2 separate regions of the Homo sapiens genome follow, and region 2 is linked to region 1. A link is a contact called in ENCODE Hi-C or POLR2A ChIA-PET data. All regions are on one chromosome and are shown on one strand. Each heading gives the region's core, a stretch centred on a gene start or an enhancer-like site at or near the end of the contact. The rest is flanking DNA. Distances are from core to core; before and after follow the strand shown. Region 1 holds the start of ARMC9 (armadillo repeat containing 9). Region 2 overlaps DGKD (diacylglycerol kinase delta).

Region 1 (5,170 bases), core at 2,200-4,699:
TGCAATGAGCCGAGATCGTGCCATTGCACTCCATCCTGGGCAACAGAGTGAGACTCTGTCAAAAAAAAAAAAAAAAGAAAGAAAGAAAAAAGGTCATCGGCTGCAAGTAAGAAGCATGGTGACAGTTCGAAGAGAAGGGAGAGTGGGAACGGAAGGGAGGGTGGGAACCAAAGCGACTACAGCAACATGGCAGGGTTGCTGGTATTATAGTCCATTTAAGATCTCTGCACTTGAATCTAAAATGGAATCAGTCTGCACAGTTTTGCAGCTCTTCTCCAGGCACTTTCAGCTATCTGAGTTAGGTTAACCAATGTGAGAGGTTCTTCTAGAAGAGAGAGGAAAGGGAAAACAGTACAACCACGATGGGACACTGGAACTAATCAGGTTAAGAATGGGGGAGGGGAACACACATAAGGCGGCTGCAGAGCAGTGAGGAAGCAGTGGGGTCTGAGACCTGCTGAAGGAGGCACATTCCAGTGAGTGTGAAAGATGGAAAGGAGTGGGCAGAGAGTGGGACAGATGCCTGAAGGCAAGACTTTGAAGGTGACTAGTACTAAAAAGCTCCCGACCACGGGAGTGGGCAGATGAGGAGGATGGAGGAAAGAGACGCCTGCAAGTAAGGAGGATGAAGAAACTGGAGGGGCCAGGATGTGGAAACCCCCAAAAGTGAAGTAAAAGAGATGAAGGGATAGGCAGCCAGCCGGGTGCTGGAGGCTCCAAGGGAACTGGAGAGACTTGCCCTGGGAAGTGGCTACCTCAGGGAGGGCTGGCAAGGGGTATGGCATCTGCCATGTGCTTCAAAGGAGCTGGGGTTTGTGAAGGAGTGGGTAGTGATCTGGAAGCAGTAATGAGGAGCAGGGAGGACACCTCCCCATGCACCACACCAGCCCTGCCAGATGCAAAAGGGGAGAGAAGAAAGGCAGCTGCTCCTGGGGGACACCCACCTCTCCAGCCTTTTTCTGGACCATGCCTCCAATCCATCCACCTCCCCCTACCTGATCCCTCTCCTTGCTCCCTTCCACCAATCCCACACTGGACCCTGCCAACAGCGAACTCCTGGCCATTCCCCCATGCAACAAGCTCTTCCAGGATCCTAAGCCTGTGGTTGATGTATGCTCTGCCCCCCCAGGCAAACATGACTCATGATTCTAAGCCAAGCCAGATTTAATCTCTTTTCAAGAAGTCTTCCATGAAAAACCCCTCCCTTCTTTCCCTACCAAGGCTTTTTTTTTTTTTTCTTTTTCTGAGATGGAGTTTAGCTCTGTTGCCCAGGCTGGAGTGCAGTGGCGGGATCTCGGCTCACTGCAACCTCCACCTCCTGGGTTCAAGTGATTCTCCCACCTCAGCCTCCCAAGTAGCTGGGGTTATAGGCATGCGCCATGACGCCCAGCTAATTTTGTTGTTTTGAGATGGAGTTTCACTTTTGCCGCCCAGGCTGGAGTGCAAAGGTGCAATCTGGCTCACTGCAACCTCTGCCTCCCAGGTTCAAGTGATTCTCCTGCCTCAGCCTCCCAAGTATATGGGATTACAGGCGTCCGCCACCAACGCCCAGCTAATTTTTGTATTTTTAGTAGAGACAGGGTTTCACCAGGTTGGCCAGGCTGGTCTTGAACTCCTGACCTCAAGCGATTCACCCACCCAAAGTGCAGGGATTACAGGCATGAGCCACTGCACCTGGCACTTCTTATAACCCTGTTCACAAAGACAGGGAGCTGTATTTCAACTTCATATCCCCAGAACCTAACAGAGTGTCTAGTAAGCAAGAAAGGTACTCAAGGCATATAATGAATAAATGAAGCCGGAGCTGAGGGGATGTCATTTTAAAGGCCCTGGAACGGGAAAAGTGAGTTTCTGAGAATTTGAAACCTTGAGGCCAACCTCAAGGCCTTTGCGCATATTACTCTCTCCGCCTAGAACACTCTTCCCTCTCTTCACCTGGTTAACCACTGTGCCTAATAAACATCACCTCCTTAGAGTAGACCTCCCTAAGCCGTTTAAATAGTATCTGCTGTGATCAACTGTCATTGAATGTGAGTGCTGCTGGGTATCCTATTACTCAACATTCTTAGAAATTACAGAATTGGCCAGGCACAGTGGCTCACACCTGTAATCCCAACACTTTGGGAGGCTGAGGCAGGCGGATCACCTGAGGTCAGGAGTTCGAGACCAGCCTGATCAACATGGTGGAACCCCATCTCTACTAAAAATACAAAAATTAGCCGGGCGTGGTGGCGTCTGCACCTGTAATCCCAGCTACCAGGGAGGCTGAGGCAAGAGAATCGCTTGAACCCAGGAGGTGGAGGTTGCAGTGAGCCGAGATCATGCCACTCCACTCCAGCCTGAGCGACAGGGAAAGACTCCGTCTCAAAAAAAGGAAAAGAAAAAGAAATTACAGAATTTTCTCTAAACTTTTATATCATAATAGGTATCATTTATTGAAGGTATATGGTATGCCAGGCAATGTGCAAAATGTTTTACATTTAACCTTCATAGTAAACCTGACAGGTGAATATAGTTTATATTTTCCCATTCCAGATGAGGCAATTTGAGGCCCAGGAAGTCTGACACACTCCCAACAGCCACAGTAAGTGACTAAGCGGCTGAAAAGAACCACTACACAGTATTTCCCAAAGTCTGGACCACCTAAATCAGAATCAGCTGGCACGCTTGTGCAAATGAAAATTCCTGCCTCCACCCTGGTCTTACTGAACACCGTGGCAGGCACCATGCCCAGAAATCTGCCTTTTAAACAAGCTCCCTGAGTGACTTTTACACACTCTCAAGTTTGAGAACCAGTGCTCTCCTTTATGCGGAAACTAAGAAAAACTTTTCCAGTTACATTTGGGGATTGCAGCGGCAGCTTTTGAATTCCTATATAAGAAAGATTTAGGGCCCACAAACGGGTGGGATTATGGGATTTGTATGGAAGCCGAATCTGCATAGCACGCATCCTGTTTTTCCTAAGATTAGGTGAAGTCTGGACTTCAACTGGGTGCCTCAGGAACGCGGCTAGCAGATGGAGATTATCAGGGGGATCTAAATCCCGGATAACCCGCTCGCGCCGCCACCACCAGCTGGATGGCTTGAGGGACCCCCTCCAAGTATGGCCCACTGCAGCAAAGATCAGGGACTACTTGCGGGAAGCAGCTGGGCCTGTCCTTTCTTGGGATGTCCAGGCGGCCGCCTCGGCCCTTGCCGAAGAAAGATCCCTGGACCGCAGGCGAGAAGTGGTAGCATCCGGCGGCGGCGGAGCGGGCGCGTCGGGTTTTTCCTCGGAACAAGAGGTCCGCAGAGCCTCGGCCCTCCAAACGCACCGCTGCTCCTCCCAGCACCAGGACGGCGGGCGGAGGGTGGCCCGGCTGCATCCGGGGACGCGCTTACCTGCTGCTCGGCCGCGGACACTCGCGCTATCCCAGCCCGGCCGCCACCTCCGCAGCCGTCACCCGGGCAACCGCCGCCGCCACCCCGGCGTCACGTGGGGGCGGCGCAGCCAATCGCGCGGGGCGCCGCCGACGCGGAGCAGCCTGGGAGGGAAGGTGGGCGACCCCGAAACTTCCTGGCGGCGGAAGTGAGGGTCCACAGCCCAGCAGTGGTGAAGGTTCACGCGCTGGATGACCGCGTCTTCTGTGGTCCTCTCCACCACTCCACTTTCGTTCGTTCATTCATTCGTTCATTTCCCTTTCGTTGCGCCAGTCGCTGCGCCGGCTCTCGGGATGAGCCGGAGCAGGCTCAACCCCTTGTCTCAAGGAGCTCGTGGTCGCGTAGAGAACACAAACTAGGACAGTGTGGTGTCCGTGGGGAAAGAGTCAGGCATGGTTATTCCCATCTTAAAGGAGGGACCTGGGGCCACCTTAGAACCAAAAGTGACGCCCAAGATGTGCATTAAAGCTCCGGGGACCAGGGTCCCGCCCCACTGCAGCGGTTTCCAAGGATTTCAGAGAAACTTTTTGTTTTCCATGTCAAATGTGGGCTATTAAAAATAAATCAGGAGCACACGTCTTCCCTCTCTTTGCACCTGATGCTTTTGAACTGAAGTTCATCAGCACTGAATGAGCACTTGCTAGTCACCCAACTTTGTGCTGGAGGGTGAAGAGATGGCCATGGATAGAAAATCCCTCCCCTCCAGGCGTTGAGATTCCGTGGGAGTCTCTCGTTGCCACCTCAGTGTTTCCACCTCCATGCTTCCAAGAAGGAGGAGGCTACCAGGGCCAGAGACAGGGAATGGGGCACGGAGAAGGTAGGTCAGCTCGCCTTTGAAGAAGCCCTAAGATGGGCTGTGGCCACCACTTCCCCAGTCCCCAACCCTGCCAGTGGATTGTCTTCCAAAAGAAAAAAAGCTGTATTTAGTAGAAGAGAGCCCTATCTTCTGTCCAGGTAATATGGATTGAAAATAAATCTTCAATCCATGGCCATAATATTTATCGTCAACACAACTGTATGCCGGGAGATGCCAGACAAAATATAGAACACACAGTTAAATGTAAATTTTAGATAATGTTTTAGTGTAAGTAAATCCCAAAAACTGCTTCATTTTATTGTGCATGTAGGATGTTATATTGTTCTGTATTTTTGTTTGCAAAACGTGCAGCCTATATGTGTGCCCAGCATTGTGCTAAGTGAATCATATAGATTGTTTTCTTTAGTTCTCACACCAGGCCCGGCACGGTGGCTCACACCTGTAATCCCAGCACTTGGGAGGCCAAGGCAGATGGATCACCTAAGGTCACAAGTTTCAGACCAGCCTGGCCAACATGGTGAAACCTGTCTCTACTAAAAATACAAAAATTAGCTGGGCGTATTGGCATGTGCCTGTAGTCCCAGCCACTCGGGAAGCTGAGGCAGGAGAATCCTTGAACCCGGAAGATGGAGGTTTCAGTGAGCCGAGATCACGCCACTGTACTCCAGCCTGGGCAACAGAGTGAGACTCTGTCTCAAAAAAAAAAAAGTTTTTAATTCTCACACCACATCTATGAGATGAATAATATTTTCAGCATTTTACTGATTGACAATGTTGTAATTAACCTGAGCTGTGTGCTCTTAGAAAACAGCCACAGTTAAGAAATCTCACCCACGCACCCCCAAACCTTTTGTTTTCTAAAATCCTCCACACTTTTGTGTTCTGGGAAGTAGCTTATCAGAAAGAACTACCCTTCCACATATGACTTCATCA
Region 2 (5,129 bases), core at 768-3,267, 2.3 Mb before region 1:
GGCAACCAACACTTTATGTCAAAGCACAAGGAATGATGACAAAGACTCTGGCGATGGAAGATCAAAAACAGGCTTGTTTTATTTATACACAGAACAACTTATGTACAGCACTCAGGTATGGACTATGTACATGACAATACAAGAGGCGTTTGTTTCCACGGTGGTCACTATATAAATTAAGATTATAAATACGAGGGGGTAAGCCCCACCTGAGGGCACAGAACCTTTTCTCCAAGACTCTTCAGGGATCCTTCCTGCCTCTCTCTGCACAGCAGACCATGAGGCCCGTCTGGCAACACCACAAGGGGACCTGGGCCGGGGCAGCAGAGCAGCCCCCAGACAGCGAGGACACCCCAGTGCGGGACGCCAGCCCAGCACCAAAGGGCAGGTTCCTAAACACTCATGTTCATTCCTTCCTCACATTCTAACTTGTTAGAATTAGAAAAATGGTTTTTATGTAAACAGTGTTGTTCTAATCACTGACAACATATTAATTTTAAACACTTTTGATCCAAACCCAACTCCTTGCCAGGAGTAGGACACTGAGGACTTGGGGTGGCCCTGATGTCCTTGAAGCCACAGTCAGCTGTTTATCCTCCTCATGTCCCCTCCCCACCCAAGTTCCAGCTTGCCTGGGGCTTGTTCTGGGACCCTAAGAACCCCAGGATGCCCACATCGCCAGGCCAGCAGGGCCAATGGTCATGCAGGGACTGCGGGACAGGTTCCCATCATCTCCTGTGTTAGCCCATTCCACCTGGGAAACCAAGCGACTGCCGTGGCTGGCTTATTTCTCCCTCTGCCAACCCCCATCTACAATGTTCTGGGGAAAACAATGAGAGGTGGAAAAGGTAACATACAACCACCTTCCACCCACATCACTTCCAGTGAGGCAGCTAAGTCCACCAACAGAGCGTGGGAGAGTCTTTCATCCAAAAATCCCAACACGTCGCATGCAGCGACAGGAGGCTGTGCTGGGGAAACCCAAGGCCTGGCTCAGCCTCCATACTCTAAGGGCCTCGGGCCAGAACGACCACGAGAGGGGAGCACCCAAAGGCACGCAGAGGGGCCCACCTGGGTGCACTGCAGAGGGGACAGAGGGGCTGTGAGTGGGAGGTGGGCCAGTGCTGTTCACTGCCGCCTGCTCAGGACCAGGGGCTGCTGCAGACCCAGCCCGGTCTATGCCCACCCCCGCAGGTGCAGCCCAGCTTCTGCACATCAGATGGAGTGACGCTGACTAAAGGACCTGGACAGCGCCGGCAGATACTCCCAACACTGTCCTTCTCTTTGGGAGCCAAAGAGAAGCCACGGCAGATACTCCCAACACTGTCCTTCTCTTTGGGAGCCAAAGAGAAGCCACGGCCAGGCAGCCAGGCCAGAGCCATTTCCTCCTCACACCAGGGCAGGGGTTACAGAAACCTCTTCCCAAGACATTTACAAGCACCTCTGAGCCATGACTATCAACGGGAAAAAAGGGCAAAGTCAGTGCCCTGGAGGACCAGGGGCATCCTTCACCTGGGCACTGTCCCTACGGGGCACAGCCCTCTCCCCAGGCGAGCTCCCTGCCCTCTGGCACCATCATCTACTAGTTCAGAGCCAGGACAGAGGCAGGGCAGGGGCAGCGCGGACCACCAAATCAGAGTCCCTGCCAGCACCTCCAGCGACATCACGCCCAGCAGCAGGCGACAAGAAGCCACTGCAGGGGCAGACACTCAGGAGAGCCTCCGGCCTCCAGGCCACCGGACGGGCTGAAGAGGTCAAACCACCCCTGGCCCACCAGGGCCACGCTCCCTGGGAACCACAGAATGGGCAGAAAAAGTTTCCCAGAGCCAGGAAGCATTTCCCACACAGAAACACTCATGTGGACACACATCCTCTGTCTGCAGGGATGCAGCTGGCAAGCTGTCTCACTCACACCCCAAGCTGAACTCGCCTAGAGCGTCCGGAGACAGAAGGGCAGGCGTCCCCAGCCCACAGTGGGGGGAGGGAGGAGCGGGAGGAGAGAGGATGGAGGAGGGAGGAGCACAGGCCCTGTGACACCCAGGGAGGGGCTCCCCGCCTGGGAAACAGCACCCGCTGCCTTGGCTCACGCAGGAGGAATTTTTTTTTCTCTTCACGTCAAATTACAATCAACAAGACTGGAAACATCCATGCTACTTTCAAACCAGGAAAGAGCACGATTTTTGTTCAACAAAAGCTGCATCAACAAACAGGGGCCCTTGCAGGCTGCTGTGCTGGGCCCCAGCCACGTTTCTGAGAACTGGCTGGGGGCCAGGAGGCGGAGCCACACGGTGCGGCCACAGAAGGACACACGGAGAGGAGCCCCCGGGACAATCCAAGCACGAGGCCAGGCAAGCAGTGCCCAGGAGGCCAGACGCCGCTGGATTCCCTGGCCCACAGCACAGGCGGGCGAGAGCTGAGTGGCCGTGACACATGTGCCCCAGGTGACTCTGAGCTGGAGAAAGTGTTGTTTCAAAGGTAGCTGTGTTGTTATGTTCGAGACCCCAGAGCTCTGGTGGACGGTGTCACGGAGGCTTTCTGTAGCTGACAGAGGAAGTAGCACCATGAGAAGGGGGCGGGCTGCAGCATCTGCCCAGGGCCTCAGTGGCAGGAGGCGCAGAGGCCACAGGCTGAGAGGGCGGAGGCTAGGCCTCGGCGGCGGGGATGTGGAGGCCACAGGCTGAGAGGACAGAGGCTAGGCCTCGACGGCGGGGGCGCTGCGGCTCAGCTCCTTGATGCCACACAGGATCCTCTTCATGTGGCCCACCTTGGTCACGCCCAGGTCCTGCAACAGAGAAGACACCGCCATGGATGCCGAGAAGACAGCCAGGGCCAGAGGGCTCCACAGCAGGCCTGCCACAACGGCCCTTCCCATTCGGCTTGTGAACACAAATGAGAGCCAAAATGACAAAAACGGTAAAACAAGATGGAAACAGCTTAAAAGTAACAACCATACAGATGCCTGGCCCATTGTTCCTGCATTCTAGTCACTACCATCAGCAAGGACAAATCCAAGACAAAGACAAAACACAGGCCTAAAAGCAAGTGGATGACAAGTGACCTCATGAGAGCCACTGTCCAGGACACCCACAGTGGCCTTTTGCCCTCTCGGGACTCAGCCAGTGATTCAACACCCAGGGGTTGGCCCGTTGAGGCCAACCTGGGCAGGGGCATGGGCCTGCAAGATGTGGCGTGAGGCCTGGCATAGACCGAGGCCTGGCACCCAACCACCCCTCCCAATGCTCCCTGCAGACGAGTGGCAGCACCCGCCCAGGAGCAGCATGGGGACAGTCGTGTGTGACTGTGCTTCAGGGTCTGTGTCCCCTCATAGTGTTTTTAACACGAAGACAGTCCTTGTCTGAGTAGCCTAAGATAACCAAGGCTCTGCCCCCCATTATGTCTGCTCCTGGCTTCCTCTGGTTGTGGTGGGTGGAGCCATCACTGCCTAGATGAGGGCCACAGCCGCCCCCACCTGAGGTATACACGAAAGCCTGAGAAGAATCGTGATGCTGGGACATGGCCAGGTCGGGGGAGAGGATGGAAGAGAAGGGAGCTGCGTGCAAGCCCAAGTGCAGGTTCCAGGGAGACGCCTATGGAAGTACCTTGAGGTCCCTCCGCTCCAGGTGCAGGAGCTCAGAGCCCCGGATGTCGTGCCGTGTGAAGATGTCCTTATACTCACAGAGACTGAGGTGCTCCAGCCAGGCAGCAACCTCCTCTGTCCCCCAGAGGTGAACTGTCGGAGATGGAAAAGCACGAGTGCAGTGAGTGCCCAGAGCCCAGTGCAAGGTAGGCAGCAGCTGGCACCCAGCACCCGAGAGCCCAGTGCCAGGACAGGAGACGTCCCAACAGCCAGCACCCGAGACAGCCCAGCAGCAGCCAGCGCCTGAGATAGCCCAGCAGCCGGCACCCGAGATAGCCCAGCAGCCAGTGCCTGAGATAGCCCAGCAGCTGGCACCTGAGCCATCTCTGGCAGCCGGTATCCATCACCCAGCCAACAGCACCACCCACCAGCAGTGCAGAAAGAGGCACAGAGCCACCCGCTCAAGGGGCGATGGCTGCAGCAGAGCTGGCATCTGTTCCTGCCAGGTGGGCCGCCAGCCTCTGGTCATTTCCCCGTGTCCCAGGAGGGATTTACCACCACCAAATATGAGGGAAATGTCCTCATGATTGTGGCCAAAGCCAGCTTTTCCTCCAGCTTCTAGAAGGGTTAAATTTCACTTCTGGACCATAGCAGGAAAGGAAACGAGCAGAGATTTCAATTCACATAGTCAGAGCCACCATTATTAACAGAAACCCCATTTCTGGACAAACATGCAAAGAAGAAAAACCCACAGGAGCTGCCCTGACTGGCGGCAAACACCAGTCCCAATATCCAGGCTTGGAGGCCTCTCCAGCCCCTGACAGCACTGGATATGGCCTGGGTATTCAGGGCTGATCCTTCAGACAGAGAGTTTAGCTCCAATTTACTGACCCAAAGGAACAATGTCCTTCAGGACCATATTCGATTGATTTCATCACCCACAATCTCTGGTGGCCTGGGCTTCCCAGCACAGGAACCTCGACCAATGCATCAATTTATCAGGAACCAGCAGCCCAGGAGGGAGCAGGCAGGGCATGCCCCAGCACGGCCTGAGTCCAGAGCTTTGTGTCTCCAAGTTTGTCTTGTCACCACTCTACTGCTGTCTTCCTCCCCACCTCGAATCCCCCAACTCAGGGCAGGCAGAAAGCCAGAGAGCACGTCAGGGCCGGGTGTGACAACGGTCAGAGGGGAAGCAGGCAGGGTGGAGGGCTGCAGCTACCAACAGACAAGTGTGGTCGCAGGACCGGGGGTTACAGCACAGGGACCAAGAGGGAGGAGCTGCAAGGCCAAGGGAGAAAGCAGAGACCAGGGGAACGGGGCCGATCCAGCAGGCGTGGACGGCCAGAAACACACGCGGGAGAGAGGCAGGTACCCGGGGCTCCCAGGCTACTGTGAGCTTCTTTGTTCTTGTTGTTTTTCTCCTTTTTAAACTTGGTCACGAGGCGGAATTTACCACTGCGACTGCGCTTGGCAAGATCCAGCATCACACTCTGTTGGGGAGAATGAGGAATACTGAGAATCAGGCTGCAACTGATCACGGCCTCATGCCCAT

Evidence for each region. A loop is a pair of places that touch in the nucleus more often than their neighbours do. ChIA-PET counts read pairs that join two places held with the same protein, here RNA polymerase II (POLR2A).
Region 2: a map of sigmoid colon shows a loop between it and region 1 (7-fold over the local background). The contact joins the enhancer-like site here to the promoter of ARMC9 in region 1. A Hi-C loop is called at or near these places in 1 of 168 maps with a recorded cell type or tissue (sigmoid colon). POLR2A ChIA-PET finds 5 or more read pairs at or near these places in 1 of 52 experiments (AG04450).

Annotation. Positions count from the first base shown.
Region 1 is chr2:231,196,910-231,202,079 of GRCh38, reverse strand. ARMC9 (armadillo repeat containing 9) reads right to left here and starts at 3,449. Exons shown (of 25, transcript NM_001352754.2): 1 at 3,382-3,449. RefSeq lists a silencer at 3,304-3,643.
Region 2 is chr2:233,467,024-233,472,152 of GRCh38, reverse strand. DGKD (diacylglycerol kinase delta) reads right to left here. Exons shown (of 30, transcript NM_152879.3): 28 at 4,950-5,067; 29 at 3,600-3,730; 30 at 55-2,782. The coding sequence ends at 2,693. Among named protein-coding and RNA genes, the nearest start is that of USP40, 97 kb to the left of the region's middle. RefSeq lists a silencer at 4,019-4,234. Within about 2 kb of position 2,017, at least 16 of the 41 ENCODE cell types and tissues checked have a DNase peak (open chromatin) inside an H3K27ac peak, as active enhancers do; they include sigmoid colon, where a contact is called at or near this core.